3 separate regions of the Mus musculus genome follow, and regions 2 and 3 are each linked to region 1. A link is a loop called in an ENCODE intact Hi-C map of the cell type or tissue named here. Cell type or tissue: left cerebral cortex. All regions are shown on one strand. Each heading gives the region's core, and the rest is flanking DNA. Links, peaks and the distances in the headings are about the cores only.

The links. Hi-C counts contacts between places; a loop is a spot of excess contacts. Peaks named below come from ENCODE experiments on the same cell type or tissue, not always from the same donor. Only the 100,000 strongest peaks of a DNase experiment are listed, where the experiment ranks them.
Region 2: it touches region 1 in a loop (4-fold over the local background); 28 of 42 quality-filtered maps call a loop at or near these places.
Region 3: a loop joins it to region 1, with 2.5 times the contacts of the local background. A loop is called at or near these places in 3 of 42 quality-filtered maps.

Annotation. Positions count from the first base shown.
Region 1 is chr11:46,130,870-46,141,238 of GRCm38, reverse strand. It overlaps Adam19 (a disintegrin and metallopeptidase domain 19 (meltrin beta)), which reads right to left. Exons shown (of 23, transcript NM_009616.4): 14 at 9,421-9,616; 15 at 6,703-6,811; 16 at 4,778-4,991; 17 at 3,798-3,875; 18 at 3,591-3,699; 19 at 2,264-2,402; 20 at 1,462-1,546; 21 at 1,009-1,233. Among named protein-coding and RNA genes, the nearest start is that of Gm35624, 30 kb to the left of the region's middle. In left cerebral cortex, for the core only: a CTCF peak has its summit at 5,468 (motif pointing right); DNase peaks (open chromatin) are centred at 4,786, 5,515, 6,145 and 6,792; H3K27ac peaks cover 605 bases.
Region 2 is chr11:46,051,707-46,062,075 of GRCm38, reverse strand. It overlaps Adam19 (a disintegrin and metallopeptidase domain 19 (meltrin beta)), which reads right to left and starts at 6,092. Exons shown (of 23, transcript NM_009616.4): 1 at 5,866-6,092; 2 at 1,068-1,153. The coding sequence starts at 5,962. It also overlaps the pseudogene Gm12166. In left cerebral cortex, for the core only: CTCF peaks have their summits at 1,948 and 5,989; DNase peaks (open chromatin) are centred at 1,968, 4,944, 5,470 and 5,936; H3K4me3 peaks cover 2,224 bases; H3K27ac peaks cover 1,711 bases.
Region 3 is chr11:46,191,884-46,202,252 of GRCm38, reverse strand. It overlaps Cyfip2 (cytoplasmic FMR1 interacting protein 2), which reads left to right. Exons shown (of 31, transcript NM_133769.3): 29 at 1,369-1,607; 30 at 3,115-3,262; 31 at 5,786-8,404. The coding sequence ends at 5,953. Gm35624 (a long non-coding RNA gene) reads right to left here. Exons shown (of 7, transcript XR_001780199.2): 7 at 8,384-8,473. Among named protein-coding and RNA genes, the nearest start is that of Mir7239, 27 kb to the right of the region's middle. RefSeq lists an enhancer at 1-895. In left cerebral cortex, for the core only: no CTCF peak of the experiment used is centred there; no DNase peak of the experiment used is centred there.

The sequences.
Region 1 (10,369 bases), core at 1,505-9,504:
TAGGGTCTGAAGCTGACCATGGGGTGGTTGTGAGCAGAGAAACTCGGCCCTGGGAAAGCCTTTGGGCCATACCAAGACAAAGCAGACACAATCAGTTTTAGAGGCCACTGCCCAAGAGATGTCCATGTCTTCACTGGGGAACCTATACCAGAGTACACACGCTAAGCGAACAGGCCACTCTGTCACAGCTCCAAGTTGTGAGTACCAGCTACACAGAAGGGGACAGTCCAGACCCATCACCTCCCAGAGACTCCCTCAGGCAAGCGAGGCATCGTGGTGCACCCTTCAGTAAGACCCTTGGTGAGTGGAAGCTAACTAGTAGATACACTTTGTGGGGCTGAATACGATGGGAGAAGCACAGGGCACTAAGATCAGCCTTACTAGGTGAGAGAAACCCCTCAGGAGGAGTGTTATCTAAAGTCACAATTGACGGTGAATAGGAACAGGCCAGGCAGAGGCAGGGGTGTGTGTGTGTGTGTGTGTGTGTGTGTGTGGTGTGTTTGGGGAAAAACAGCATCTGCATTGACCTGAAGAGGACCAGCTCTCGGGGAACCGAAAGAAGTTAATTTGGGGTACAAAGTGTGTGGAAATCAAATAGGAGAAAAGCATCACTTTAGTGGCTTAGGGATGATGGTGATGATGGTGGTGATGATGATGATGGTGATGATGAACAGTAGCAGCAGCAGCAGCAGCAATAAAAGTATTTTGGTTTTTCAAGATAGGGTTTCTTTGTGTAGCCTTAGCTGTCCTGGAACTAGCTGTGTAGAATATGCTGGCCTTGAATGTAGAGATTTGCCTGCCTCTACTCCTGAATGCTGGGATTAAAGGTGTGTACTGCTACCACCTGGCTGGGAAGGTTTATTGCTAAACCTCTGGAAGCCCATTGGATTTACCAGAACAAAGAAAGGATGATCAGATCCAATCAGTGCATCACATCAACGCCCCCTCATTGCTGATGGCCTGCTATGGGCGATGTCCCCAGCCTAGGGTTGGCGAGAATCCACTTACCTGGGACAGTAGGCAGTTAGGTGCAGGGGGCATGGGTCGGCTTGGGGGAGGCCTCCTGGCTGACTCCTTTCTTTCTATTCGAGCCCCAGCTTCTGGGGAGCTCCCAGCAGCCCTGTTCAGATGTGCCGGCAATGGTGCAGGTGGCGATTCAACGCGCAGGTAGTCTGGAGGGGGCCGGGGAGGGGGGTGGGACGGCTTCCGGAGGGATTCAGGGGTGTTAGTCACCTATATGAAGGAGACACAGAGCAGCTGAGATAAGGAATCCTCCCTAAGTGTGTGTCTCAATGAGGTGACTTTCAGACATGCTGACCTTTGGATTCCAGGCTTCAGAACCAACTTCAAGCCCCAAAGATAGCTTTCATTACCAACCCCGTGGGCACACATAAGTACCGAAGAAAGCCGAACAGGGATCTCAAGGGAACTCAGTCAAGTTCAATGGTGCAAAGCCCTTACCTTTCGCTTGCCCTGGGGGGTCTGCAACTTGAAAGTTGGGTTGGCATGGCCAGTTCCACCACTCTGAGATACCCTGAAGGGACAACTGGAAACAAGGAAGAGGGGACATGGGGGAAGGAGTGTTCAGTGGTGTGTGTGGACTAAGCAAATCCGACCCAGGCCAGCGGACAAATCTAACCCTCCTCTGAAGAAAGCGGGATAATCCTCTAAAACCCATCTCCTGAATAATAGATAAGCGCACACACGGCCAGTGGAGAAGCCCAAGGGAGGGCTTCTGCCTTGCACAAGCAGACCCCTCCATCCCAATTAGGAGACAGAATATCACTAACCACCATGTACCCCGACCCCCACTGGCATGGATAACAGAAGGATGCGGGATCCCCATGCAAGTACATTTAACAAACTCTAGAGAGCATGCTCCATCAATATCTCAATGAATTAATCATTCGTCTTCTTGGGCTAATGTCTAGTTATCTCTGTGACTGATTGAGCTTGTCATCCCTCTCTGTCGCCCCAGCTTCCTGCACTTTAAAAACAAGATAAGTTAATCAGGTAGGGGACGGTAAATAGATTTTATGTCATACCCCAGTTTGAACCGGCTAAGGGCTTTCTATTGGGAAGAATTCAAGTTAATGGCCAGGCTCAGTAGAAATCACTTACAGTCATTATCTACTAATGTCTGTCATGGTGACTGAGAGGACAGAAGGGTTGAGGGTGGCATGTTCCCTGCCTTCATCATCCCAGAATTAGACCCATAACCACCAACCTTTCCACAAGGGCTAGGCACAGCACCCTGTCCCACCTGAACTGATGCCGCAGCTTGAAAGGGAGAGCCGAGGGTTTGCCCAGTTTGTGGCTCTGTCTGTAGCAGTGACACAGTAGCACCAGAACTGCCAACACGAAGAGAGCTGAAAACACCCCAGCGATCACGGGACCCACACCTGCCGGAAGTCAGCACAAGTGAGAGAATTAGAGGCTGATCAGGCTACAGTAAAATGACAGAGCCTTTGTTCCGCTCCAGGTATTTGATTCCCGCCGACTTAGTTTAAACAAGCACAAATACATGCAACGCACATCATACTCTATTGGTGTCCTAATACTAGCTGAAAGAGCCAGGCCCACCCATGGGCTTTTAAAGACAGTCCCCATGTCCAGCTGCCTCAGAGATTCTTCCCAAAGCAGTTCATGGACTTTCATAAAGTCAGCCAGCACCACGATTTTCCTGGACACAGAGCAATGGCCAGAAAATACTGGTTGAGACATTTTAGGACTAGAACTCTCACCCTGGGCCCTCAGCCTCACGGTTGGGTCCAAAGCCCATCTCAACAGTTCCCGAGTCATAAATGTAAATGCACACAGTGTGCCTGCATCACTGAAGCTCCTCTTGCTCTGTTCATGGTCATTGCATAGTCAGGCTCTTCCTTCTTGTCTGTTTTCATTTTGTTACAGCCCAGACTGGCCTCAAAGTTGCAGCAGCAATTCTCCTGCCTCAGCCTCCTAAATGCTGGGATTACAGGTAGGAACTACCACACCCAGTTTTTAGCCTTTTTTTTTTAAAGTACTTTTGCCATTATTCAAAGACACAATCTGGAAACCACAGGGGTCAAGTCCCCGAGACCACCCCTAAGAACTGTAAAACTTGCCTGTTTTCCCATTTCTTAACCTTATTTAACAAAAGGTAAAATAACCAATACAATGCACCCCAAGATTGTAATTATTTCAAGTGTCCCTAAAAGGACTAATTACTAGTTACTACCTCCAAATAATTGTGACTATCCAGTGGCCTCAGTCTCCCTTAATATCTACCCCTGCCCCTCTCTCCTCTAGTAAAAGGACAGGAAGGTGACTAAGCCCAGGCCCCATAGGAAGACCTGGCATCCTCCCACTCAGCGTCTTTATCTTGGCTCCCTCCCTGTAGAATCTGGAGAGTGAAGCCAGCTTACCTTGGACTTTCTGCAACGGGCAAACCCAGCCTATGGCCCACAATCCCCATGAATAGCTATGAATGCAGCCCAACAGGTTTGTAGACAACGATGCCATATTGCAAAGTCAAAAGACTAGAGGCTCCTGCCAACCTACCCCTTATCCCCACGGTCTCCTCCTCCTCTCTCACAAAGCAGAACACTTACTCTTAGGGGGCAAAGGACCACTGTCGACGCTGCCACCATCTCCCGGGGTGTTACAGAAAGGTGGAGACCAGCCAGGGAAGCAATGACAGTTCTTGTTGTTGTTGCAGACCTAGAGTGAGGGGCCGCAGACGCATCAGCACCCAGGAGAGCTGTGACCTCCCACAGGGCAACACCCAGGAACCCAGACCTCTGCATACACACACGTACCCCGTGGCCATTGCACTTTTTCCCACAGCCTTCCGTCTCAAAGAAGGAGGTGTTCCTGCACTGCCCCTCGAAGCAAATCTGCAACATAGAAGGGCAGCCATCAGCGGGACACAGGGGCATGGGGGAGGCTTAGGGTGTGGGAGGTTTGTCCTTAGGATGAATGGGAACCCCAAAACATAGCTGGGGGCTATATATCTAGTGAGAAATGCAAAAGGCCTCAAAAAAGATTCAGTGGGTAACTGAACTCTGCTGTTGTCTTTGTGATTAGGGAAGGAGCAGCAAACATTACTGAAATGGTACATTCAACAACTAGGACACGTTTATAGTCTAGCGTCATGCTGACTATATTCCATCCAGCAATGAATATGGACTAAGTTTAGGATGATGCCTAAAAATCATGATTGTGGCAGGAGCTTACTTTCAGCTGGGCATCGTACCATAGGTTTCCTCTGTGTTTATAATTTAACACAATTTAAAGCATGGGGTTGGTGGCGTTATTTTCCTTGGGTCTCCCTGAAATCTTAGACCTTTCCTTTCTTTCTTTCTTTCTTTCTTTCTTTCTTTCTTTCTTTCTTTCTTTCTTTCTTTCTTTCTTTCTTTCTTCTCCTCCTCCTCCTCCTCCTCCTTCTCCTCTTCCTTTTTTTCTTTTTTTGAGACAGGGTTTCTCTGTGTAGCCCTGGCTGTCCTGGAACTCACTCTGTAGACCAGGCTGGCCTCGAACTCAGAAATTCGCCTGCCTCTGCCTCCCAAGTGCTAGGATTAAAGGTGTGCGCCACCACGCCCAGCCTTAGACCATTTCTATGAGGATAGTAAATGACATGCATGACAGTGATGCCTGCGTTTACATGACTAGGTCCATAGTCATAGGTGGGATGCTGTTATTCTGAGAGCTGGGCATCACTCCTCCGGAGCCCACACTTCTCAGTCTCTGCCTCTGCCTCTGCCTCTTGGTTTCTGAGTGAGGTTAGGGAGGGACTCACATGGTTGTGGCCACACTTGGTTCCAGTCATCACCAGCCCTGGGTCCAGCATGTCACCTTCCCCTTCCTCCTCCTCAGGACCCCGGTAGACGTGGGTGCCCCGACAGTGGATCCGCCTCCCGTTCAAGGTGATGGTGGTGTCAATAGATACTGCGTTGGATTCCAGGGGCCGGGCCTGGGTGCTCTGGCACTGAATCTTCCCACACTTGGCATCCCTGGGCCAGGAAAGAAGACAGGATCAGAGACTGGGGAAGAGCGGGGACATTGGAGAGCTTCAGTCTGAGCCAAGTCAGTAGGCTTCGGTGGAGCAGGGCAAAGGACCAGAGAGTGGGCTGGAACCCGGCAGTAGAGACCAAAGGTAGACTCAGACCCAGAAAAGGGGCAGGTTCCTTGTGTCTCAGCAGACCTAAGCCAAGAGCTCAACTTAGGATGTCCTAACCACAAGGACACCTGAATGACATGAATAATTGGTCATCTTTGTCCCAAATCCATTCCCCAGGCACTCCAAACTAGGAGCTAGGTCTCCCTCTGCCTCCCCATTCTTCATTGTTCCCAAGTTTGAGCATTTTCAATCCCTGTCAATCTTCCCTCCTACACAGCTTCCCTGACTTACATTCTTATCCCCCCTTTTTAAAAAGACTTATTTATAATTATATGTAAGTACACTGTAACTGTCTTTAGACACATCAGAAGAGGGCATCAGATCTCATTACAGATGGTTGTGAGCCACCATGTGGTTGCTGGGATTTAACTTCAAAAGAGCAGTTAGTGCTCTTATCTGCTGAGCCATCTCACCAGCCCGTGTGTGTGAGTGTGTGTGTGTGTGTGTGTGTGTGTGTGTGTGTGTGTGTATGTATGTATGTATGTATGTATGAATGTGTGTGTATGTATATATATTACATATACATATACATATACATATATATATATTACTCCCTTTCTATCCTGGCCTATAAGACACAGAGCCCCCTCACTGCAGCATCCATGGGAGGGGTCCAGATCATCCAGAGATGCCTTTATATCTCTCAGGATCTAGTTCCTGCTTTCCTCTGCCCAGGCTCATTTTTCTTGCCACCCCCGCCCATGTCTTCCCACAAATTGTAGCTTGCTCTCTATCAGTTCGTCAATTGCTCCTTTTTCTCTAATATCTCAGCCTAAAACACTGTTTTACACACTAGTGCAACTCCTCCCCCATTCATTTAGATGGCTGCTCTAGAACTCAGCTAGAGAACACCTTGGGAAGATGCTCCAGGCCGTTAACTGTTACACCAGTTAACCACATTGCTCTAGACACTCAATTCAGCACCTTGCATGTGGTGAATCTGAAACAGTAGTGGGCAGAGGAGTGAGTGGGTGGCTGGAATGAATGAATCAGAGATGGCTCTCAGGAGCAGGCATAACTTTAGCACTCTGCAAAAATGGTCCAAAAAAGAGCCGTCTGGGATCCACAACATTTAGATGCTGGAACATTGTCATCTCAGATCAGTCATCTCCTGCCTCACTTTAAAAAGAAAAAAGACAGGATTTCTCTAAGTAACAGTCCTGGCTATTCTGACACTTGCTTTGTAGACCAGGCTGGTCTCAAACTGACCGAGATCCGCATGATCACCTGCCTCTGACTCCCCGGTGCCGGGATAAAGGCATGTCCAACTACCTTGTCCTGCACTTATAGGCCAGAGACTCCAAAGCAGCCTTGATCAGCTTCCTAGGAAGCAATGCTGCCCACTCCTCTTTTTCACTTCCTTAGAGCCAACCAAACAGTGAGTGCATCACCAAGCAATAGGTAGAGAACAGAGAGAGGCTTAAACTGGTGTGTTTAAAAGCCAATAGTAGGCTATCCACACCAAGTCAGGTGGGAATGAAGAGGTCAGAGCAGGGATCGATTGGCCACTCTTCCTCCCACCGGGTCAGAGCTGTGGTCCTCACCTGGGACTGCACTTCCTGTATTGGCCATTCAAGCCCTTGCCACAGTTTCCATAGGTGTCACCAGCAGCATTCACCCTCTCAAAGCAAAGATCGAGGGCAGGCCGGGCTCCTAGGTATGCAAGAAACATTTGTCAGTGCATAAGCCCGCCAGCGGCTCCCCGTGACAGAGCCAGCTAGGCTTGGGCAACGGCATGCATGACACTTCCACCATCCATCAAGGCCAATTCAGAGAAAATATTTTTAGCCTGGTTTTTAACCCTTCATTGAAGATTTGTATCTATGGCAGCTGCATGCTAAGCCTGCTAGCTAATGAAGAAGAGCTATCCTATTTCTGGACCGTAAAAGATTAGTAATTCATGCCCCAAACATTAAAAGAGCTAAAATAGATCTTTGGAGTTTTTCCTTCACATCCACCTTGTTTTCCCTCTTATATCATGGAAAAGCAACAATCTTTAGCAGTGTGTCTTTTAGAGAAGAAAATGTCTTCTCTACCTTTTGCATCCCTTAGATTTGATCTTGGGGCATCTTCTTGAAAGAACGCAGTGAAGGACGGAAGCATCGTCTCTTCTCTTTCTGCTCTGCCCTTTGGGGTTTTAGTTTGTCGGATACAGAATTCAGCCTCAGGGCATTCAGTTGTCTGACTTAAGGATGCTGCCGCTACAATTTGCAACAGTGTAACAACATCTTACAAAGCATCTTTACATCCATAAGCAAATACAACCCGAGGTTGTTTCTAAGTAGTGTACTGCCCAGCTTCTGAAAACGGAGGCAGATAGAATCCCACACCTGAATGGGGATGGAGCTCAAAAAAAAACTGGCAACACTAAAGAGATTCTAAATGTGCAATGACCCAAAACTAACTGAAAACAGAATGTGTCATGAATTCAGAGTTCACCCATGCCAAGTGTCACGTGACTTTACTACAGCTTGGCTTTCAACACAGATGCACACAACAAATGAATGCTACTGAGACAAGCTCAGACTTGAGGCTACTTTATATTATGACTGGTTATATTTTTGTTGTATGTATGTTGTCTCTTATGCAATGGATTCATTAAAGAAAACAAAAAATGTTTTCCCTACTGTCATTCCTCAGCAGATAAACTTCAGATTAATGTTAATATTATGTTAGAAAGTTTGATTTATAAAATTGCTGTTTGCGTTCCTGACTTCAGTTCCATTAAAACAAACAAAACAACAACAACAACAACAAAACACTAGCTGAGTGTGGTGCCTGCCTTTAATCCTAGCACTAGAGAGGAAGAGGCAGGTAGATCTCTAGGAGTTGCAAGCCAGCCTGGATTACGTAGTAAGTTTCAGGCAAGCAGGCCACACACACTGTCTCAAAAAATAAAGTCCCTGTCCCTGTCCCTGTCTCAAAAAAATAAAGATAAAAGTCACTGAACGAATCATGATTTGGTGTCAGATTAGAATTTCCAACCATTTCTGGTAAGGCCCTAAACATACTTCTATCACTTTTACACCACATATCGATGTGGGTTGGTGTTCCCATCCCTGACAACTATAAAATCAGCCAACTCTGAAAACTGTTTCAGACCCTCTATGTCCTGCACTTTCAACCATTTAGCCAAGACTTAATTCTCTATGTAAAAAAAAAAAAAAAAAAAAAACCAAACAAACACACCGATTTGTCAAAGTATACATTTGCTTTGGTAAAATTATATATGAAAGATTATTTTAAAATAAATTTCCTTGTGATTTATTATCAATAAATGTTTGCTGTATATACCTACTTTTATATACTCACAAATTGTTCCATGCCATGTAAAAACTTCTCAGAAAAAAAAAAAGGGTAAGTGGAAAACAATTTAAGCCTAATGTAATTAATGGAACTGGTAAATACATTAAAATTTTTGCTATCTCTAAAATGCTTTCTACATTGGTCTTTCCATACTGGCTGGTTTTGTGTGTCAAAACCACATGCTGGAGTTATCACAGAGAAAGGAGCCTCCCTTGAGGAAATGCCTCCATGAGATCCAGCTGTAAGACATTTTCTCAAGTAATGATCAAGGATGGGAGGGCCCATTGTGGGTGGTGCCATCCCTGGGCTGGTGGTCCTGGGTTCTATAAGGAAGCAGGCTGAGCAAGCCAGGGGAAGCAAGTCAGTAAGAAATATCCCTCCATGGCCTCTGTATCAGCTCCTGCCTCCAGGTTCCTGCCCTGTGTGAGTTCACGTCCTGACTTCCTTTGGTGATGAACAGCAGTATGGAAGTGTAAGCTGAATAAACCCTTTCCTCCCCAACTTTCTTCTTGGTCATGATGTTTTGTGCAGTAATACAAACCCTGACTAAGACATACCCTCCATGCTAATATATTAGGATGGTTGTTGTTATTACTATATCACTGCTGTCTTTGAGATCTGATCCATGAAAAAACCCCACTTGATGGTAGTTTCAATTTGCTTTCTCTCAATATGACTGAAGCTAAACATTTTTTGTAGCTTAAGGGTCTTTTTCATTTTCTTTTATTCTCCATTTCTGCTTCATTGGTGTGTTGGGGAGGGAGTACTATTAACTGTCTGTCCAGTGTTAGAACTAAAAGCTTCAAGGGAATATGAGAAATACTGTCACTCTTGAGCTAAGAGCATGAGATGTGGTATTTGAAGGTGTTCTAGGCCAAGCTAAAGGGCCAGCGGGGAGACAGGCTCAGAGGTGGTGGGCGGAAGAGACCATGCTCTCCATCCAGGAGGGCTCTTACCAGGTCCCCACAGCTGCTGGCACTGTTCCTGGTAAGTGAGGCACATGCCGTTGTAGCAGTAGGCCTGGCCACCCTCGCAGGGGGTGCCATCCATCTGATAATAGTTGGTGGGGCAGTGGGGAGACTTGCCGGTGCAGAACTCGGGGAGGTCACATTGCCGAACCTGCTCCCGACACTGGGTTCCAGGAGCCACCAGCTAGGTAGAGGAATGAGAAGAGAAGAGTAGTCATTTCTTCCCTGCCCCCAACCCTTTCAGCCAAGAGCTCATGAACATCCTATCTGTGGAAAACAGTTTTGACGACCTTGTTATCACCGCACTTATCACACGACTTCAATGAGCTCAAGCCATCGTCGGCCTTCGCATAAACAGTGACTGAGTTCCTTCAAACTTGTACCCACATGGACCAACTCAACGCAATTCCTTCCCACAGCAGTTGAGAAATAATGTTTCTCTAACAATCTATAGTTTTCTCTCTGCCATTACAACCATCTTTCACTTAAGTGTCACTACGACTTTATTAGTTTGCATTATAGTCTTATATAACTAAAGGAGCAAGACATAATATATTCAAAGTCACGTGGTATGTGGCAGACCAGTTTCCTGATAAGGGTACATGCCTACATGCATACATGCATATACCCACACACAGAAAATTGGCATTCATGTAGATTTTCAATTTACAACATTACTGCTTTGTTCATGTAAGTTTACAACTTCTTGGTTTGTTCTTGAAACTAGCCTCAAACCCATTATTTAACACAGACTGGCCTTGAACTCAGGGCAATCCTCCTGGCTAAGCCTCTGGAATAGCAGAACTGTAGACATGTCTCACTACATCCAGCTTGTGGCTCTAAACAGCACACCCTCAGTGGTATGCAGAGCATGGGGCTGACTGTTATCCAAATACTTCTCTCATCTGCCCCTCACAATGTCCATGAAACTGATATA
Region 2 (10,369 bases), core at 1,170-9,169, 79 kb after region 1:
CTCTTTATTCCCACTAAAACTGGATTTGTAAATGAGGAAGCTCAAGTAAAGTAGAAAGTCACATAAGACGTTACTGTCACGCAACTACCATATTTCCCTTTTGAGAACATCCTCAATATGAGTCTGCTTGGTGGACCATGTTCTGACTGTCTTGGCAACATCTGTGTATTTTGCTACTGCTCTGGGCCAAGGAATCAGGAAGATATTTTGAGATATATAACCTAATCCTAGCTCCCTATCTTGCCTCTTATTAACAAAAAATAAAAATAAAAAAAGAAAAGAGAAAAAGAAAATCGCTGGGTACCCATGACACACAGTGTGATCTTTGCATTTTCGAAATGGAAGCAGGTAGATTAAGATTTACATACAGGTCAGCCTAAGCTACACTGGAGACTGCCTCAAAAGAGAACTGGGCTCGGCACATGATGACACCCTAGACTATGCCTTCAAGCCTAGATCCAGGAGATGGAGACAGGATTTCAGAGAACCTGTCTCAGAAAACAGAAAGACAGAAAAACCAAAAAAAGAAAAAGTCCAATCAAGATCTATGGCAAATTCACACATTTGCACGTAATCTGTGTATTTCTAAAAGACTCTGTGTGTGTGTGTGTGTGTGTGTGTGTGTGTGTGTGTGTGTGTGTAGGGGTGTGTGTGTGTGTGTGTGTATGTGTGTGTGTAGGGGTGTGTGTGTGTGTGTGTGTGTGTGTGTGTGTGTGTGTGCACACATGAGTGTTTTGCCTACATATATGTATGAGCACCATATGCATGCCCGGTGCCCTCAGAGGCATCTCCTGGAACTGGAGTTACAGATGATTGTGAACCATCCTCTGGATGCTTGGACCTGAACCCCAGTTCTATCAAGAACAGCAAGTGCTCTTAACTGCTAAACCATCTCTCCAGCCCAGTTCGTGTGTTACTGTGAATTTTCATTTCCTCAACTACAAGGGCTTGGGAATGGGTCTACGAGTTCGTCATAGAGTGAAGGAAAGTCCCCGCTAAGATATCCTAAGTTGACACAGCTAGAGGAACTGTCATTCCTGCTTCTCCAAGGAGCTTGGACATCTTACCTTTCCTCTCCCAGGGCTTTCTGAAGTCCGCCACTGAGGTATTATGAGTTCATGCTGTAGCGGAGGGCTACCTTCTTGGCTTCCTCCTGCCAACACAAGACAACATAACCATAAGAAAACCCAACCTCCACATCTCGGGCACTCAGGAGCAGGCATGGTGTTCAGAAGCCCAAGTGGTGCTCCAAAGCACTTCTGAGGCAGTCATTGCTTCCTGGAAAATGCTCCTCCCAGTGGTCTCAGAAGACCTGCTGGGCGCCACTGGGCCTTGGTGACAAAGTGATAAAGGCTAGGCAAACAAGGTCTGTGTCCCCCGTGAAGAGTCAGGAAATAAGCAAAGATTCTCAGGTGCTACTTAACAGCCCTGGGGGGGGTGGGGGGGGGGAATAATAAGATTGTGCCACAGGATAAAGGGAAGCTGGCAGGGTTCCTGTTTTAAACAGGATGGCCAGTGTGATGATGTTTAAGACCTGAGGGACCAGAGGAAGCCATTTATGCAAAAATCTGGGGAAGAGTAAAGAGTGTCAACTGTAGACGTGGGCCCGGGCTCGCTAAGGCACACGCAGGAAGGAGAAATAGCCTACAAAGTCAGGGGACATTGGTAAATATGCTAAGCAAGGGTGGGTAACTCAGAGGATGTTGGTAAGAAATATATATGCTAAGTGAGACGGCTGTGGTTGTAATAACATAGAGGCATGAGCAGGGTCTGGGTTTCATTACCTGGAAGGTTTTGATGTCTTTAGAGAAAAAAAAAAAGCCCCACAAGAGCAGTATGATCTGTATTGGTTTTGTTTTTGTTTTGAAAGGTGACCCTGCCTGCTGGGAGAATAGGGAGTAGGGGACAAGGACAGAGGAGAAGCAGAAAGGGTGGCAGCAAAGCTAGGGGGCGCACCGGAGCTCTGGTGAGAGAAGATGTGGCTCTAACTTGGATAGCATCCTGGAAGGTGATGATGTGGTGAGGTGCTGAGGAGATGCAGAAGGGTGTGAGCTCAGGTTTGTTACCAAAGAGCTTTAATTTCCCCCTTGGAAGTGACACTCACCTCCCTGGGAGGGCCAGAGGTAAAGGTGACTTCTTCGCCTCCCAACCATTACCATTCACTTGCAAATTGTTAACCTTAACTTAACCTTCCAAGTGTTGAATTCGAAGTTATATTTCACTTCCTTAGTTCCAAACCTTCTCACCTCCAGTTTTTTTCTTATCCTACACACCTGGGTTCTATCAAGAACAGCAAGTGCTCTTAACTGCTAAACCATCTCTCCAGCCTCAGTTCCTGTCAGTGTTGCTGTGAATTTTCATTTCCTCAACTAAAAGGGCTTGGGAATGGGTTGCTGTGAATTTTCATTTCCTCAACTAAAAGGGCTTGGGAATGGGTCTATGAGTTTGTCGTAGAGTGAAGGAAATTCCCCATTAAGATATCCCGAGTTGACATAGTGGGACTGATAGAGGTAGGCAGCAAATTCCTGAGAAAAGAAGCCTAAGCCACAGAAGAGCCATGTTCAAGAATGGAAGACCTCAACACTACTTACAGGTCATCTTTTTTTAAAAAAATATTTATTTATTTATTTATTTATTTATTATATGTAAGTACACTGTAGCTGTCTTCAGACACTCGAGAAGAGAGCATCAGATTTCGTTACAGATGGTTGTGAGCCACCATGTGGTTGCTGGGATTTGAACTCAGGACCTTTGGAAGAGCAGTCGGCAATCTTAACCGCTGAGCCATCTCACCAGCCCTACAGGTCATCTTTTAAAAGATAAGAATTTCCTGATCCCTAAGCAAATTACATCTCTGAAACTGAGTAGATCTGAAGACTCCCAGAGATGTCACCAAGGAACCCTGTGTTCTGTTCCTTCTAACTCAGCCTCATCAACCGCAGGAGGGATTAAAAGATGACTGAGCTTTTGTGGCAAACATCTGTAATTCCAGCAAGACAACTAGAGGTCTAAGGCCATCTTGGCTATCTAGAGATCTCTGAGACAGCATCCACCTACACAGCATCCTGTCCCAGAGAAGAATTAAATTAAAAAAAAAAAAAAAAGGTTCTGCCAGGCATGGTGGCACACGCCTTTAATCCCAGCACTTGAGAGGCAGAGGCAGGCGGATTTCTGAGTTTGAGGCCAGCCTGGTCTACAAAGTGAGTTCCAGGACAGCCAGGGCTACACAGAGAAACCCTGTCTCGAAAAGCCCCCCCCCCAAAAAAAAAATTTTAAAAAAAGGTAGCTGGAGCCAGGCAGTGGTGGCGCAGGCCTTCAATTCCAGTACTCAGGAGGCAGAGGTAGGAAGATCTCCGAGTTAAAGGGAGCCTGGTCTACAGACCTAGTTCCTGGACAGCCAAGGATACATAAAGAAACCTTGTCTCAAACAAACAACATTCCAAAACCCAAACCCCAAAACAAACAAAAAAGTGTTGGATTACCACTGATTAAATTCCTTTTCAAAAATATGATATATTTGCAATCAAAATGTATCCTTAAAAAAAGTCTTATTGGTTTTGTTTACACTGGTACAAATCAGAAGAGATAGATACATTTACATTATTTACCCAAAACATCCTGAGTTCTTAACCCTATGCTACTACGCTAGGTGCTTAATGTTCATGAGGGAACAAGTGAGACATAGTCCTCTACAGAGACTGATGGATCTAGACTCTTAAACAAAAGGAGCTGTACAGGATAGAAGAGAACGACAAAAGGTCTCGGATGGTGAAAAGCACTGAGGGCAATCTCTTTACACACAGTCCAGTTTAAGTACACGTAAGGCAACGTAACTGGAGAAGGGTTGCTCACAACTTGAAAATAAGGCCAGAGCACGTGGGATCAAGCTTTCAGTGTCAGACCTGGAGCGTCACTTAACAAAGGGTAAGAGAATGTTATCTCTGGCTCACTTGTTTGCTTTCGGTGGGATGGCCTGTATTCGGTGAAGTTTAACATTAACTGCACGCCTGTGACAGACAAAGATGCAAGTGACTTCAGGAATAGGAGAGGGAGAACCAACAACTGCTTGATTCTGTCTCACCCAAAGGAATTCCCTATGCCACTCCCTGTATCACCGGGGATATTGTTTATGTTGATATTGATTATGTTGGTATTGATTATGTTGATATTGATTATGTTGATGCTTTTGACCAGCTTTAGCAGCTGCTTTGGCCACTTCATAAATGAAAGAAAAAAAAATCTTCGTCACATTTGTATAAGAGCCAGGAGTTTAACTTTGAGGAAATTATATTTCTGTGGTCTCTTGGTAGAACTTAGAGCCATTAAAATCATAGTTTTGGGAGATGTCATGATTTGGGAAGCACCTTTTAAAGTGTATGAATGGTACGATTCCAGATTCATCAGTATATAGTCATAGAAGGACAGGAAGGGGGAAAGGAAAATATTAATAGCAACTGCTCATTTGGGGATCATGGGTCACTTTACAACTCGTAGATTTTGCTTTCTCCCCGGGTCTGCAGTCACTCTACCTCACTGACTGTTCTCAAGGCCTCCAGATCCCGTGAAGTTTACTTTCCTGTCTTTCTTCTGTGCAAATGGTAGGCTGGAAAATCAGACTCGAACAGGACCTGGCTCCCTCTTCCCCGAGGAACCCCACACCCCAACAAAAGGAAGAGCCTTCTCCTATCCAAGGCAAAGGAGCTGGAGCGTTGAGTGGAGGAAACCCTCGGGTCAGGTTCTTGCAGGGATGGGGCGGGGGCTGCAGCCTGCCCAGCCCGTACACTAGGGCGTCGTTAGCTTGATTTAAAAACGCTGACGGTTGGTACAGCAAGCACCCGCGACCGTCTGGAGTCAGCCCAGCTCTCCAGCTGCCTCAGAGCTAAGGCTAAATAAGCTCTCCCGGGTCAAGATGACAGAAGCCAGGCATTGCCCCTCCGGGACCGTCCCTTCCGCGAAATCCTATGAGAACCTCTGAGGGATGCGGCCCGGGAGGGAGCGGTGCCTGGGAAAACAGTTGTGAGAAATAGGCATTATCCAGCGTCCAAACTGGAAGCGTGGAGCCCATTCCATTTTCTTCACATGAAAACTGAGGCCAAGAGGAGATAGGCATTGGGTGAGGTGGAAAGAAAGCTCCGGTTTCCAGTATCAGATCTTCAATGTGGGGCGTACTTATACACACCTGGGTTTTTGTTAGTGAACTTCAGCTTACGATCTGCATAATGGGTGCGCATGGTTCTTTTATGGTCTTTCAGAGATGCTAAGTGTACAGGCAGAGATAACCAGTAAACCACCCTACCCTAATCTCTCGGAAACCTTTGATTTTCTATCCCACTGGTATGCTTTTGACACCACCACCCCCCCGCCCCCAGCAAGATCCAGGGAGTGGTTCCCTCGCCGATTCGGGATAGGATGCTTGGGGTGCTCCTCTGGGGATGCTCTGGGGTTGCTAGAGCAGCGGGCGCAAAATAGCGATGAGAGAGAGGCAGAGCGGAGACGAGCAACCTCAAGAAAAACAGCAAAGATAGGAAGAGCAGCGGAAAGAGAAGCCCAAAGTAAGAAAACACGGGGAGATGAAGAAAGGAAGGCAAGCAAAGAGAGAGAGAGAGAGAGAGAGAGAGAGAGAGAGAGACTTACTGCTTTCTGATTGCAGTGAGCGCACTAGCTCCACGACCTCCCGTGGCTCACCACAAGAGAACAAAGCCTGGGCTCCTAGGCTTGGGGGTGGCGATACTCACACCCGGGGAGTGGCGGAGTCCGCAGGGATAGCGGTCATGGAGCTGCCGGCATGCAAGAGCGACTCTCAGACCCTCAGTCATCACCACCACCCCTAGTCGCCTCAGAACCCATCTGCGCGCTGCCACTTACTTGTGGTCCATCCCGGCTCGCACGCCGCCAGCGGCCAATGTAGCTGCAGAGCGAGAGCCAGCAAGCAGAACCGGGCGACGCCCGCGCGCCCGGGCATGATAGCAACGGCCCTCTCACTGTCCGCAATCACACATCCCCTGCCATTGCCTGCCCCCGGCCTAGCGGCGGCGGAGGTTTTCAAGCAAACGCCGGCCTAAAAGCCACCCAGCCCACATCCCAGACGCTCCGCCCCTAGCCCCTCAGGGCTCTGCCTGGAATGGGAGGAGGGGAGGCGCCACGCGGAGGAGGGGGTTGGTGGTGGCTGGAGGGACAGCAGTGGGAGGAGCGAGGGAAGCCCCCCGGGAGCATCGCTGACTCAGGTGAAGGACACCCAGGGGAAGGGATGATCCGAATTTCTGAAGTAATCAACCATTCTTGAGGCCTGGGAGATTACAGGACTGGGGTTGAAAGTGTTAAACACACACACACACACACACACACACACACACACACACACACACACACACTTCTGCCCCACTGTAGCTAGTTTACTCTATCCCGCTTTATGCTAAGTACTTTGGGTGACCAAGACAACTCTTTGTAGCTCTACCTTCCAGGATTGACTACTCTTGGAGTCAGGCTGTGAAAGAGTTAATTCCAAGGGACTGAAATGAGTGCTAAAAGAACTTGTTTTCCTATCGGGACTCCAATCTGGGCCTTTAGTCCAGGCCTTCTGACACGGGAGGTGGGGGGTGGAGGGGGTGGGGTTGCAGATCCAGCATCCCAGAGGACAGGGCTTCTGTACTCCAGAAACAGAACACCAAGCCCAAGAAACAGTCTAGACAGGATTACAGAGAAGGAGGGAAGCCTTGGGCTGTATAGGTTGGGGACAGGAGAGAGCAGAATTTGGGATGGTTAGGGTTTAGGATGCAATGGAAGATGAAGCCCACAAATGATGGCTATCACTAAGAAAATTACAGTAGCAGACACTTAGGACTTAGCTTTTATTGACATTCCGTACGTGCTAGGGCCTCTGATAGTTGATCTTGTCATGAGTCCGCTGTGGACTGGAAATGTGTCTCAGCTGGTGGAATGCTTGTCATGCACTCATGAAGCCCTGGGTTCCATCCCCAGGACCTCGTAATTCCAGGAGTGTGGTGCACCACTGTGATCCCAGCACTTATGGGGCAGAGGCTGGAGGATCCAAAGTTCAAGGTTAATCTCTGCTACGTGGTGAATTTGAGGCTAATCTGGACTCCATTGACACAGTGTAGAATAACAGTGATAATTAGGCGACCATCTGGAGGGGGTAGGTATTGGCTTCATCTCTATCTCCCCTCTGGGGGAGGGGAATCAAACCAGAAAAGCATTAAGTCCCCTCACCAAAGGTCACAAAGCTAATGTCTGGGTTTCACTTAGAGTCTGTATATTTGCTATTACAAAGCCTGGTGCAACATGCCTTAGTTGATGAATGAAGAACAGAAAAAAGAGATAGCCAGAAATAATCTGTATAGGGTTGGTTAGCAAAACTCCAAGGGAGAGGAGGCTCTGGAAGGGGAGTCTCGCACCTACATTTGTCAGTTCCTTTCCCCATCCCCCACCCCCAAAACCAGGCCAGGAACTCTCAAAACCAATGCACCGTGAGTCTGCAAGGCTCTCACAGAGGGAAGGGATCAAACCATTCTTACCATTGGTGTGGACAGGAACTGTGTGAGTTCTCTCCATCTGCTGTAATGGAAAAGCAGATAGTGGCTTAGAGAGTTGCCTTTCTCACCCCCAGGCGGCAAGGGGTGTGACTGGTCTGAGGCATTAAAGACTCATTTGTCAGTCCTGGAAAGCTGGAGTGTCAAGCCCCACGTGTCACCAGGTCAGATTCTGATAAACTCTTCTATTCGTTTGTAAACAACTGTGTCTTCACCTGGCCCTGTCCATACAAGTATAGGGAGCGAGCTCCGGGGTTTTCTGAGGAAGCCTGTGCTATGTATGAGCCCATCCTCACGGACTCTAGCCTAATTATCTCCTTGTGGGTACCATCTTCTTGTACAGTCACACCAAGGCTTGGGTTCCAACATATGAATGGGGGGGGGGGTAATTTAGTCCTTCACTGTCATGCATGTCATTTGCTATCACCATAGAAATGGTCTAAGGCTGGGCGTGGTGGTGCATGCCTTTAATCCAAGCACTTGGGAGGCAGAAGCAGGAGAATTTCTGAGTTCGAGGTCAGCCTGGTCTACAGAGTGAGTTCCAGGACAGTCAGGGCTACACAGAGAAACCCTGTCTCGAAAAACCAAAAAAAAAAAAAAAAAAAAAAAAGAAAGAAGATGAGTCTTGTCATACGTTGAGAAAATTCCATTTGCTGACAATGATTTGCTGTGTATTTAATGACCATGTGCCCTTAGATACTTAGAGGGGAAGGGGCCCAGCCAAGTGGCTCAGCAGGTCAAGGCACTGACCTCCAAGATTGATGACTGAGTTTGATACACACATGGGGAAGGGGAGCAGAGAGAGAGAGAGAGAGAGAGAGAGAGAGAGAGAGAGAGAATTTTAAAAATGTAATTTCTTAAGAATTAAAAATTGAGAGTAAGCCGGACAGTGGTGGCGCATGCTTTTAATCCCAGGACTTGGGAGGCAGAGGCAGATGGATTTCTGAGTTCGAGGCCAGCCTGGTCTACAGAGTGAGTTCCAGGACAGCTAGAGCTACACAGAGAAACTGTGTCTCAAAAACCTCAAAGAAAAAAAAAATTGAGAGTAAAAACCTGTGAGGAACTGGCCAAGCAAGCAGGTATGTGTTTGGAGCCTGAAGTCAAGCACACCTTTTCTCACCTTTCACAACATGTAAGAAAGACAGCTCTCACTGCAAGGCGTTGGACGCAGCATAAATTGAAGAATTTGAGTCACAAGACAGACCTCAGGGTTTCCTGGAGCAACTTTTCCTCTAGTTTCTGAGGTGCTGTTATGAACGATTCAGAAAAAAAAAAAAAAACCATAGCATGCATGCAACTGCAAAATGCACCTCTTTCCTTTAAGCTACCAACACGCCTGGGAACACAGTGGCCACTGCTTAGAAAATAAAATGAAATGTACTGAGAAATATAAAAGAGTAGATGAAAAGGTGGGGATACAGTGTTCCTAGAAAGGAAGTCTTTTTTTTCTTCCCCTGAAGCAGGGTCTCATTATCCCAGGCTGGCCTCAAACTTGCTAAGTAGCTGAAGATGGCATTAATCTTCTTCTTCTTTTTCTTTCTTAGATTTATTTATTTATTTATTTACTTGTATATAAATACACTGTTGCTGTCTTCAGACACCAGAAGAGGGCATCAGATACTATTGCAGATGGTTGTGAGCCACCATGTGGTTGCTGGGATTTGAACTCAGCACCTCTGGAAGAGCAGTCAGTGTCTTTAACCACTGAGCCATCTCTCCAGCCCCGGCCTTAAACTTCTGACCCTCAGCCATCTACCTCAAAAGTGCTGTCATTACAGGTGTGCGTTGCCACTATGGTGCCCATTTAGCGTTAGCGATCAAATCTAGGACTTCATGTATGCTAGCCAAGCACTCCCCAGAAAACTGTTTAAATAAACGGAAGAACTGAAGAAAAAAAAAGTACAATAAGGGGCTAGAAAAGTGGCTCAGTGGGTAAAAGCCCTGGCTGTGGGAGCATAAAGACCTGAGTTCAAATCCCTGGACGGGAGAACTGGAAAGACAGTTGGTGGTTAAGGCTGTTCTTCAGTCTGTGACTCCTACAGGCTTGGGACTGTGTGTCACTCCAGTTCCCGGGGATCTGACGCCCTCTTCTGGCCTCCCTAAGCATCTGAGCACTCTTGCGACTTTTCTCACACAAACATACATAAGTGTGTATAAAAATAGATCTTAAAAAAAAGAGGGGGCGTGGGGGCCGGACGAGCTAGGGGTCGGCGGCGTGGCAAGAGGACAGGGCTATGGAGAAGCTGCGGCGCGTCTTGAGCGGCCAGGACGACGAGGAGCAAGGCCTGACGGCGCAGGTCCTGGATGCCTCATCCCTGAGTTTCAACACCAGGTTGAAGTGGTTTGTCATATGCTTTGTTGCTGGCATTTTCTTTTCATTCCTTGGAACAGGGTTGCTATGGCTTCCCAATGGCATGAAACTCTTTGCAGTATTTTACACCCTTGGAAACCTTGCTGCATTGGCCAGTACATGCTTTTTAATGGGACCTGTGAAGCAACTGAAGAAAATGTTTGAAACAACAAGATTGCTTGCAACAATTATTATGCTTTTGTGCCTGGTATTTACCCTGTGTGCTGCTCTGTGGTGGCGGAAGAAGGGGCTGGCCTTACTCTTCTGCATATTGCAGTTCTTGTCGATGACCTGGTACAGTCTGTCCTACATCCCGTATGCAAGGGACGCGGTGCTCAAGTGCTGCTCCTCACTCTTGGGTTGAAAGTCGCAGGAGCCCAGGAGGAGTGCTTGGGAACAGTGCTGATGCGGTGCCTGCTCCAGTGATCGCCTCAGAAGCAGCAGCAGCAGCAGCAGCCTCAGCCCATGCCAT
Region 3 (10,369 bases), core at 929-8,928, 62 kb before region 1:
CAGAAGCCAGCTTTCTTTAGCTTTGTTCCCAGACAGAAAGACCTGACTTTGACCTTAGTCTGTAATACGTGTTCTGCAGAGGCTTTCGGCACCTTTTGCTCTTAGATGTTTTCACTCAGAGCACAGACCCTTGTGGGAGAGACGGTCCTGTTTGATGTGCCTGTCTGCCTGTCTGATTACTCGAGATGCAGTAGCCAAGACCAGATGAGACGCTTGTTTGAATTACTAATAGAGACCATTTGCCATTGTCAAAGAAGGGTTTCTAACAAGAGGAAATAGTTCTCTGAAGTCAGTGGCAAATTTTAAAACAGTAACATACGTTCCTTCTAGCACATTCCACGGTACAGAACTATTTTAAAAGTGAAAAGCTCACCCATTTCCCGCAGCCCATCTGCACCCACGACGAAGTTCACTCCTCCAAAATGTTTTCTACACGCACAATCCCACGCATGCGCTGTCCATCTGTGGGTTGTGCTGGTGTCTGAGGGCATTGTAGTAAATGTCATTTTCTCCAACTTGCCGAATTCACTTCACGATTTAATTTGTAGAACTAGGCTTCGGGGCTGGAGAGATGGCTCAGCGGTTAAGAGCACTGGCTGCTCTTCCAGAGGTCCCAAGTTCAATTCCCAGCAACCACATGGTGGCTCACAGCCATCTGTAATGGGATCTGATGCCCTCTTCTGGTGTGTCTGAAGAGAGCTATTATGCACTCATACACATAAAATAAATAAGTAAATCCTTCAAACAAATAAACAGACAAACAAAAAGAACCATGCTTCACTGAGCAGGATCCAAGCTCTGTACCTTCCCTCGGCTGCACCTCTGAGCTTCAGCTCCCTCCCTTCTGAGCAGAAATAATAATCTACCCGTAGAGTTGGACAGAGCCACCGCTCATCAGGAGCCTGCTGTGCCACACACTATGGTAGTGTTACATTATAAAACTGATAGGGACACTTCTGACTTCTGTGTATCTAGTTAGCCATCCTGGCCTGCATTACAAGCACGTATATCATGCCTGGCTTATTAATGTGGATTCGGGAGGACAGAATTTGGGTCCTTGTACTTGCAGTGAGCCTATTTCTTTAGCCCCAACCAGCCTCTGAGACCAGTGTGTGCTCAGATGATTTTTTTTTAAATCAGTCTTCCATTGATGGGGCCTGGATTTTACTTGCCATGGGTGACAGTTACCATAAGGCTTCCATGCCCTCAAGTTCTTAGGTTCAGTGCCCTGCTCTGGGGAGAGCATCAGTCCCAGGGAACAAGTTCTAGATGTGGTTGGCACCAGTATTTGGGACTCTCCAGAGGAAGTGGGACAGATGGGATCTCGGATATGGGTGATGCTGTGTTAACATATGCTTCCTGTCTCAGCAAATCGCCATCGCTCGGGAGGGTGACCTGCTGACCAAGGAGCGGCTCTGCTGCGGCCTGTCCATGTTTGAGGTCATCCTGACCCGAATCCGGAGCTACCTGCAGGACCCCATCTGGAGGGGCCCGCCACCCACCAATGGCGTCATGCATGTGGATGAGTGTGTGGAGTTTCACCGGCTGTGGAGTGCCATGCAGTTTGTCTACTGTATCCCTGTGGGGACCAACGAGTTCACAGCTGAGTGAGTGCACCCTCTCCCCTCCCCTCACCCCTGGGATGTGCTAGCCAGAAAGGAGAACCAGGCCCGAAGAGGCTTGAACAGTGATACATATTGGTCACTGTGCCAGCGCTGGACATGGCAACAGTGGACTGTTCTTGGTCTCCAGAGGTTAAAGGGGTCAAACAGAAAACGGAAGTACATATGTCAAGGTGTCCATGGGGCTGATTGGAGACAAGGGGAGGAGGTGGATGCCAGAGAATGGAGCTTGGTTGTCAGACCTGAATTTTCATACTACAACTGATCCTGTAACCGGATCTGGGATGGGGTCTGTGAAGACGAATGAGCAGTCCAGGAAAATCAATAAATGGCTGTCAGCAGAATCGGAGGCCAAGACTGAAAGAAAGCATCCCACGAGTGTTAACCTTTTGGCCCCTGAGCATCTACTCCCACCCCTGCAAAACTCCACTTAGGAAATGAGGAGCCTTTTTGGGTCACCCACAGTCCTGTCAGCAGAGAAAACAGGAGCAGAGCCCCCTCTTCTGCATCCATCTAGCTTCATACTGAGGGTGATGTGGCAGAGGTGACTAACTGGTCCTTTTGGGACTAAAGACAGGGAAAGAAGGGGTGGGGAGGGGAAGAGAAAGACCAACAAGCTGCAGGGACTATATCCTTCCAACCCTGTGACGGGAAGTGGGGGAGCTGCCCGGGGCAGGCTGGGAACAAAGTAAATGACAGAAGAATGGCCCTATAGTCATCAACATGTCTCCTGGTCATTGCGGCCTCCAGTGGGGCTTCTGAGAGGCCAAGGAGCCAACACAGCCTCCTCTGACTGGCCTCAAGACAAGCCATGTGAGTCTCGAAGGCTGATTAGAGTGGAGGAGATGGCTCAGTGCAAGCCTCAAGGACCTGAGTTCTGTCCCCAGGAGCCATGTTTAAAAGCCAGGGGAAGAGCTAGAGAGATGGCTCAGTGGGTAAGAGCACCACACTGCTATTACAGAAGACAAAAGTTCGGATCCGAGCACCCATGTCAGATGTCTCACAATTGCCTGCTAGTCCAGCTGTGGGAGGACTTGCCGCCACTGGCTTCTGCCTCCTGTGGGCATCTGCATTCGTGTGTGCCCATCCATAGAGACACATCATATAACATACACATTTCAAAAAAAGCCAAGTGAGGCAATTGTAGTCCTGAAACTAGCGAGGCTGAGACTGGAGGATGTCTGGAAGCTTGTCAACCAGTTTCACTAGCGATCTAGCCAGTGAGTTGAGCAGTCTCACTGCATTGGCCAAGCCAGATTTAGGGACAGAGACTGAGAAAGCAAGGGAAGGACCAACTGAGGATGATAGCCACCCTCCATCTCGGGCCTGCACATATATGTGTGGGCAGGAGGAGAGACAGAGAGGGAGTCTGATTGTGTTTTCCTTCATGTGTTCTTCTCTTCCTCCAAGCTGACTGTTGTCTCCATGGGGTAGCTGTACTTTGGCAAGGGCATTTTCCCTCAGTCTCATACCGTTTCCTTCCCGACCCTAGGCAGTGCTTCGGTGACGGCTTGAACTGGGCCGGCTGCTCCATCATTGTCTTGCTGGGCCAGCAGCGGCGCTTTGACCTGTTTGACTTCTGTTATCATCTGCTGAAGGTGCAGAGGCAGGACGGGAAGGATGAGATCATTAAGAATGTGGTAAGCAGATGATATGGCTGGCCTGAGACGTGAGGTCTGGCAACAGGGCTGTCTTGAGGAAGGAGTAGGATGAGCTGCTTATGGAGGGCGAGCGATGGCTATGCACAGACACTTCACAAGTTAGAGACATGCTCAGAAAAGGCCTGCCCAGAACATGCTGTGACGGATTGGGTAACCCTGAGAAGCAAGCCTGGACTCCTGACCTCAAAGGTCACTTCCCTGACCCAAGCAGACCCTGTTGGTGCTGGCCACCATTGCCACAGCACACTGGACACTACAGCCATGGCAGGCACTGGGACTGGACACTACAGCCATGGCTGTTGGGTGCTATAAGAAAACAGAGCCCTTAAACTGAACGGCAGTGGTGGGGAGGAAGTCAGAAGTCTTCGTAGAAGTTAGGACTTGGGTTGGATGATGGGCAGTACATGGGGCCAGTGGCCTGGGTGGATTCCAGACACAGGGAGCAGCTGCCACACAGCATGGAGGCTTATAGCTGGGTGGCTAACACAGTGGTCCTCACCCTCTGGGTTGTAACCTCTTTAGAGGGGGGTGGTTGAAGGCCTGTTTCACAGGGGTCACATCAGATATCCTGAACATCAGCTGTTTACATTGCCATTCATAACAGTAGCAAAATTATAGTTAGAAAGTAGGAATGAAATAGTTTTTGTTTTGTTTTTGGTTTTTTGGTTTTTTGGTTTTTTGGGGTTTTGGGTTTTTTTGTTTTGTTTTTATTTCGAGACAGGGTTTCTCTGTGTAGCCCTGGCTGTCCTGGAACTCACTTTGTAGACCAGGCTGGCCTCGAACTCAGAAATCTGCCTGCCTCTGCCTCCCGAGTACTAGAATTAAAGGCATGCGCCACCACGCCCAGCTATGGAATGAAATAGTTTTATGGCTGGGGGGTGGGGGTGTCACAATATGGGAACTGTATTAAAGGGTCACAGCACTAGGAAGGTTGATCTGTCTGGTCTGGCCCAGAGGAGCTGTCCAGGAAGATGTAGGAGCGTCCTTACAAACAACAGGGGGAGGGGTTAAGAGTTGTGGTTATTGTTAGTAACTATTTTCCGGTATCCAGTTCAGTGTTACTTTAAATACCCTCACAGTATCCTGCCACCCTCATCCTCATCCCTGGAGAATTTTCATTTTCTCCTGCTGAAGCTTTGTGTCCATTTAAATGACTCCCCAGTGCCTGGCAGCCATCATTTTTCTTTCTGTCCCCATGAATGTAAGGACTTTGCATACCTTAACAGTAACAACAGTCTCTGTCCTTGTGTGACTGGCCCATCACATTTCATAAGGCCCATCCACCCCACAGCATGTCAGAATCCCATTCTTTTATAGTTCACTAGTACTTTATTGTATGCGAAACACAGCCCACTGATGGACCCTTGTGTTGCATTCACCTTTAGCAACTAAGAATAACAACAGAACTCTGAACTCACACATCTTAGGCAGCTTACTGAGTCTCTCCTTCGGTTCTTTGAAGTATACACTCAGAAGTCTAAGTGCTGGACCATCTGGTAATGTTCTTTAATTCTTTTGAGGAACAGCCAGACTGTCTTCCCTAATGGGTGCACCATTTTATATTCCCACCAGCAACACCCAAGAGTACAGAGTTCCGCATATCATTGGGTCTTTGTGTGTCTTCTGTAGAGAAATGCCTTTGAGTCTTTTCTTTGAATTTTAATTGCTCCTTAAATTTTTCTCATGCTTACTTCCTTTGAGAGCGTGTGTGTGTGTGTGTGTGTGTATGTTTGGAGAGGCCTGTCGCAGCACATGGGTAGGGGTCTGAGGCCAACATAATGAAGTCATTTCTCTTCTCCTGACATGTGAGGTCTGGGATCCAACTGAGATCCTCAGACGTGACAGCACTTTTACCCACTGAGCCACCTTAGTAGCCTTGGATTATAGCATTTATATATATTCAGAACAACAGCTACTTGCCTGTTTTATAAATGCTACCTTTCATTCTGTTGATGATATCTTTTAATGCACACAAGTCTTCATTTCCCTCTGCATTGGCCGTCAAATCTGACATCATGGTGGTTTACTCCTGTGCTTTCTTCTAAGAACTTCATAGTTTGTCTCATGTTGAAGCCTTTTATTCATTTCCTACTTATTCTTGAATAGAGTCTATAATATAAGGTCTAACATTCATCTGCATAGGATTCCAGTTTTCCCAGGATTTGTTGAAAATGTTACCCCTGGCACTCACACATACTTCAGATGTCTTGCCCATCCTGTTCAGAGTCGTTTGGTTCAACATAGTTTGTTTCTAGCCGTACAGTTCTATTTCACTGGTCTTCGTGACAGTACTGCGGAGCTTTGATTATAGTAGCTTTATTATAAGCCTTGAAACTTGCAAAGGTTATCAGCAACCTTTAGCGTTTTATTTGGGAACTGTAGAGAAGATCTTTAACGAAAAGGGAAACGTGACTAATGGAATGTCAGGAATCTGGACTGCAGCCCCCTCTCTGCCTCCCACTTTACCCCAATCCTAACCTCAGCTTCCCCGTTCTTCTCCAGCCTCTGAAGAAGATGGCTGACCGCATCAGGAAGTACCAGATCTTGAACAATGAGGTTTTTGCCATCCTGAACAAGTACATGAAGTCTGTAGAGACAGACAGTTCCACCGTAGAGCATGTGCGCTGCTTCCAGCCCCCAATCCACCAGTCATTGGCCACCACCTGCTAGGTAGAAAACCGTGCAGACCTTCAACCTGGAGGAGGAGGAGGAGGAGGAGAGAACACAGTGACCAGCCTGCAGCAGGTCCAGTTGACAGTGTGTGGACAGGTCTGGAAGGAAAAGAAAACCTCCCCAACACATCTCTACCACTCCCAAGGGCTGGGCTCCCGCATGTTCCTCCCATGATATCTCCATGGTGGATTTTCCATAGTGTAAATGAAAAAAAAAACAACAAAAACACAGGGCAGTGTGTGCTTTCTTTTCTTTTTTTCCACCTTATCTGTATTGAAGAGCTACTGTTTCCACCCTGCAGCTGCCCACTCCATCTGCGATTACTTCCCAAGACCGCCTCCCCAAGTCGTAACCTCCTACCCGCTATCTGTATTTGATCCAGCACTATAGTCTTAGAGACATAGAAGAGAAGAGTGTAGCCATAGCAGAGATATCAGCCTGGCCCATTGGATATCTCAGCTTACTGGCCCATCTTCTGTGGCTTCTCCCTCCAGTTCCCTCACCACAGCACTTCCTGCTCGTGACATTAGGGATTCCACCACCAAAATCTGATCCCTGGTGAACCAGGAAGAGGTTGCTGTTGTCAAGACAACAGATGATGCTGACCAAGATCTTTTACAGCCTCCCTAAGACCCACCCTAGACCTTCCTTACAGAACAGACCTAGAGAGAAGAAAGTAAGGCTTGCAAAACCACACCACACTGGGTGGAACTAGGTGAAGATGACCAGGCCTACTGTGAGGGAGAGAGAGAGTCATCAGCACAGGGCAAAACTCCAGATCCAAAGGATAAATGTTAGGCCTTGTTAACAGCGTGGGAAGATGAGGCACTCCTGGTCCTCAAACAGAGGCTTAGCACTGAGCCACATGGGAATCCACATGGTCCGTCATAGCGCTACACATAGCATTCGTGAGTGACCAAGTCAGTGGCTGCTTAACACAGAACCTAATCCAGGAAAATCCCCCAAGAAAGAAAACCTAAAGGGGTTACCTTAATTGGAGACAGGGTGGCAAGGAGGAAAAATATTTTTGTCAACAAGCTTCCTATCCCCAGACCCCTCCCCTCAAAAGGAAGTCTTCTTTGAGCTAACTGGAATGTTCTCATGTCGGCTACTAAAAGATTCTTGGAATGTTCTTTTGCTCTCAATGTCCTGGTCTCTCCCTTTTGCTCAAGCTCAGTCATGGGGATGTATTAACTTCTATGTTTCAGACTAAAACACCCCTGCACAGTCCCCACAAATAGCACATCTTTTAAAGAGATTGCCCAAGTCTCCATATAGAGCTAGTCATCTGACCTGCAGAGAGGACATAGCCCTGAGCTCCCAAGACACAGGAATAATAGATATTCCTCTACCAGCCTGGGGAGGACAGAAGACAGGAGTAACCATCCCCTGCCCCAGGAAGGTGATTGTTATCCATCACCGTTTTTTTAACCACACAGAGAAGAGAAGAGATGTGCATAATCTGTACTTTGCCAGACAGGGCCATGTACCCCAGGGTGGTCATATAAATTAGAATCCTTAAGGATGGCACACCAGAGTGTTCCTTTCTGGACACTAACTTTGAATCTCTGGGAATAGAGCCAGAAGACCTGCCTCTTCTCAGATATATCACTGCACACCACATACTCAGACCTTGCTGTAGATTGGACAACTCTACTAACTCTGGGTCTCTCTGAGCAAGAGTAGGAGCATTTGTAGTGTAGGGTTGTGGTTTGAAACAGAAACTGTCCAGTCCTCCTGTCTGGCACTGTTAATTCTTAGTCTGATTATTTTTCAATGACCATAGCTGTATCCCAGAGGCAGATTCCACTTTCCAGATCGTCAGCTCTGGCTGGGGATAGAATGTGATAAACAGACTTTCCCCGCTTAGTGTCCCCTCACTGCTCTGTAGAGATTTGGGCTGTTCATAAGGCCGCCTTCCTGGCAGCTCATCCCTTCTACCCTGCACTCCTGACCCCAACAGTTGACCCTCTGGGAAGAGTCACATTCTGCTCAAGATATTTGATCCCAATAAATTGAGGTCCTCGCTTTGAGGACAGAGATTCCATTTTTGCAGCACTTGCCTGCAAACTCTGGACAACTTCAATGCTCTTTCCTCTCTAGTGGTCCTTGCCCCCCACCCCTTTGATTTTTTTTTTAATGTATTTAAAGATCAAGAAAAAAGCTTAGATTTTAAAATGTTTTAAAAAGAATTCTGTTTCAGAAATTGTCAAATGTGTACCATATTTGTATTAAGAGTTGTTGGGGATTTTTTGTACAATGAATTTACATTTATTTATGGTGAACTTATATTTACGCTTGTGATCAAATAATGATGTTAAATTCTTAAATCCTATTTGCTATGCAGCTGAAGATGATATTTTGATTTGTATTTTGGGGGTACCTGTGTTGAGTCGATAAAACATTTTCATCTCCATTAAAACTGCTTCCAAACCAGTTAAACCAGCATCTTCGTCCTGACTTCTTGGCCACTTTCCAGTCTTCATTGTTCTATGGAAGCCACATTAAAACCAATGTCTAGATAAAGTGGAATAAAATGGAAGAAAATTATAAAATACCACATATATTCACCCTAAATTAACAGATTATTTTGTTTTCTACCCAAATGAGTTATAACTTTAAAAAATAAAACTAATAGTGAAGCACGGCTTTAATTCCAGCACTCCAGAGGCAGAGGCAGGAGGATACCTGTGAGTTCGAGGCCAGTCTGGTCTACAGAGTGAGTCCCAGAACAGCCAAGGCTACACAGAGAAACCCTGTCTCGAAAAACCAAAAATTAGGTAGGTAGGCAGGTAGACAGACAGACAGACAGACAGACAGACAATAAAATAAAACTATTTGGGGCTTAGGAGGTTTCTGTGGTTAAAACATTTGCTGAGCCAAGCATGAGGCCTAGCGTTCAGATCCCCAGGAACCCACATAAATACCAGGTGCAGACAGCTCATCATCCATAGCTCCTGCCTCTGAAGGTGGAACAGAGGAACCCCAGAGCAAGGCAGCTAGCGAGTCTACTATGCCACTGAGCTCTGGTGTTGATTAAGGGACTGAAGGCTGGAGAGTCTTCACGATATCAACTCCCAGCCTGCATTTGCACACACTTTTACACGTGAGTGGGACCACAAGCGACGCAGGCATCTACAGATGCACACCACACACAGAAGTAGTTTTGAGAGGAAAGACTGGAAACTAATACGTGAGGATGCTTAATGTATATAGGTGCCATGCTGAATCTAACCATCCTTCTCAGGCATCTGCCGTCACTGTGTGGCACACACTTTACGCGCATTTTTACAGAAGTGTGGGAGACTATTTATGCTCACACAAATACCAAGTAGCAAAGCTGGAATTTGAAGAGAGCTCCGACGCCTGGGCTAATGCTCACCCAGATCCCCCAAACTAGGTTTGAAAGTTTGGTCCCTGGGCTTTCAGGGGGGTCTGGGGCAGTAAGATTGATCAGTCTGGTATCAGGAGGGAACCCAGCACGATGGGTCCCTAGGCTCAAGCAGTGCTAATGTCTGGAAAGTCATTGCTTTTAGAGAAAGCATTGACTATGTAGCAATTAGAAGGATGTGTTTCAACCAGCATCAGGGACTCGGACGCACATTTCACAGTCTCCCCAGCTTTCCTAATGACCACCTATTCCAGCTGCATGCCAGAGCCATGAGTGACCACTCCCAGGACCTTGGTTCTCTACTGAAGCCCCTTCCAGCCATTGTTCTAGATGACTTCCCAGCAGTGTCATTTGAGGGCCCTAGCTACCAAATGCAAAATTCTTCTCTCAACTACCTCTAAAATTTGTCATTTTGCATGGCTGATGCCTGATACTGCCATTCATTTGAACTAACGTGTCTCCATCACAGTTATTTCCAAAGAGATGCTTAAAAGAGGGCTGTTTTCTCAGGCCTGCAGGTCCCAGTGTAAGGATGTGACTCTCAGAAAGTCAACGCCATCCACAAAAGAAACTGATAAAGCTCACACAGTCGACTCAAAGAAAAAGGTCGATATAAAGAATTCTGAAAGTTCAGGGAACTACAGGAATAGACAGACAAAACCTTAAAACAAATGTGTGGAAATACATGAAATGGGGGAAGGGAGGGAGAGAGTGAATGAGAATGTTCAGCAAACATTAGGAAAAAAGAAGGAAAAAAAAAAAAGCCGGGAGTGGTGGTGCACACCTTTAATCCCAGCAGCACTCGAGAGGCAGAGGCAGGCAGATTTTTGAGTTTGAGGCCAGCTTGGTCTACAAAGTGAGTTCCAGGACAGCCAGGGCTACAGAGAAACCCTGTCTCGAAAAACAAAAAAAAAAAAAAAAAAAAAGAAAGAAAGAAAGAAAGAAAGAAAGAAAGAAAGAAAGAAAGACAGAAAAGAGAAAAAAGAAGGGAAGGATCCAAACTTCCCTAATCTGAGACATCA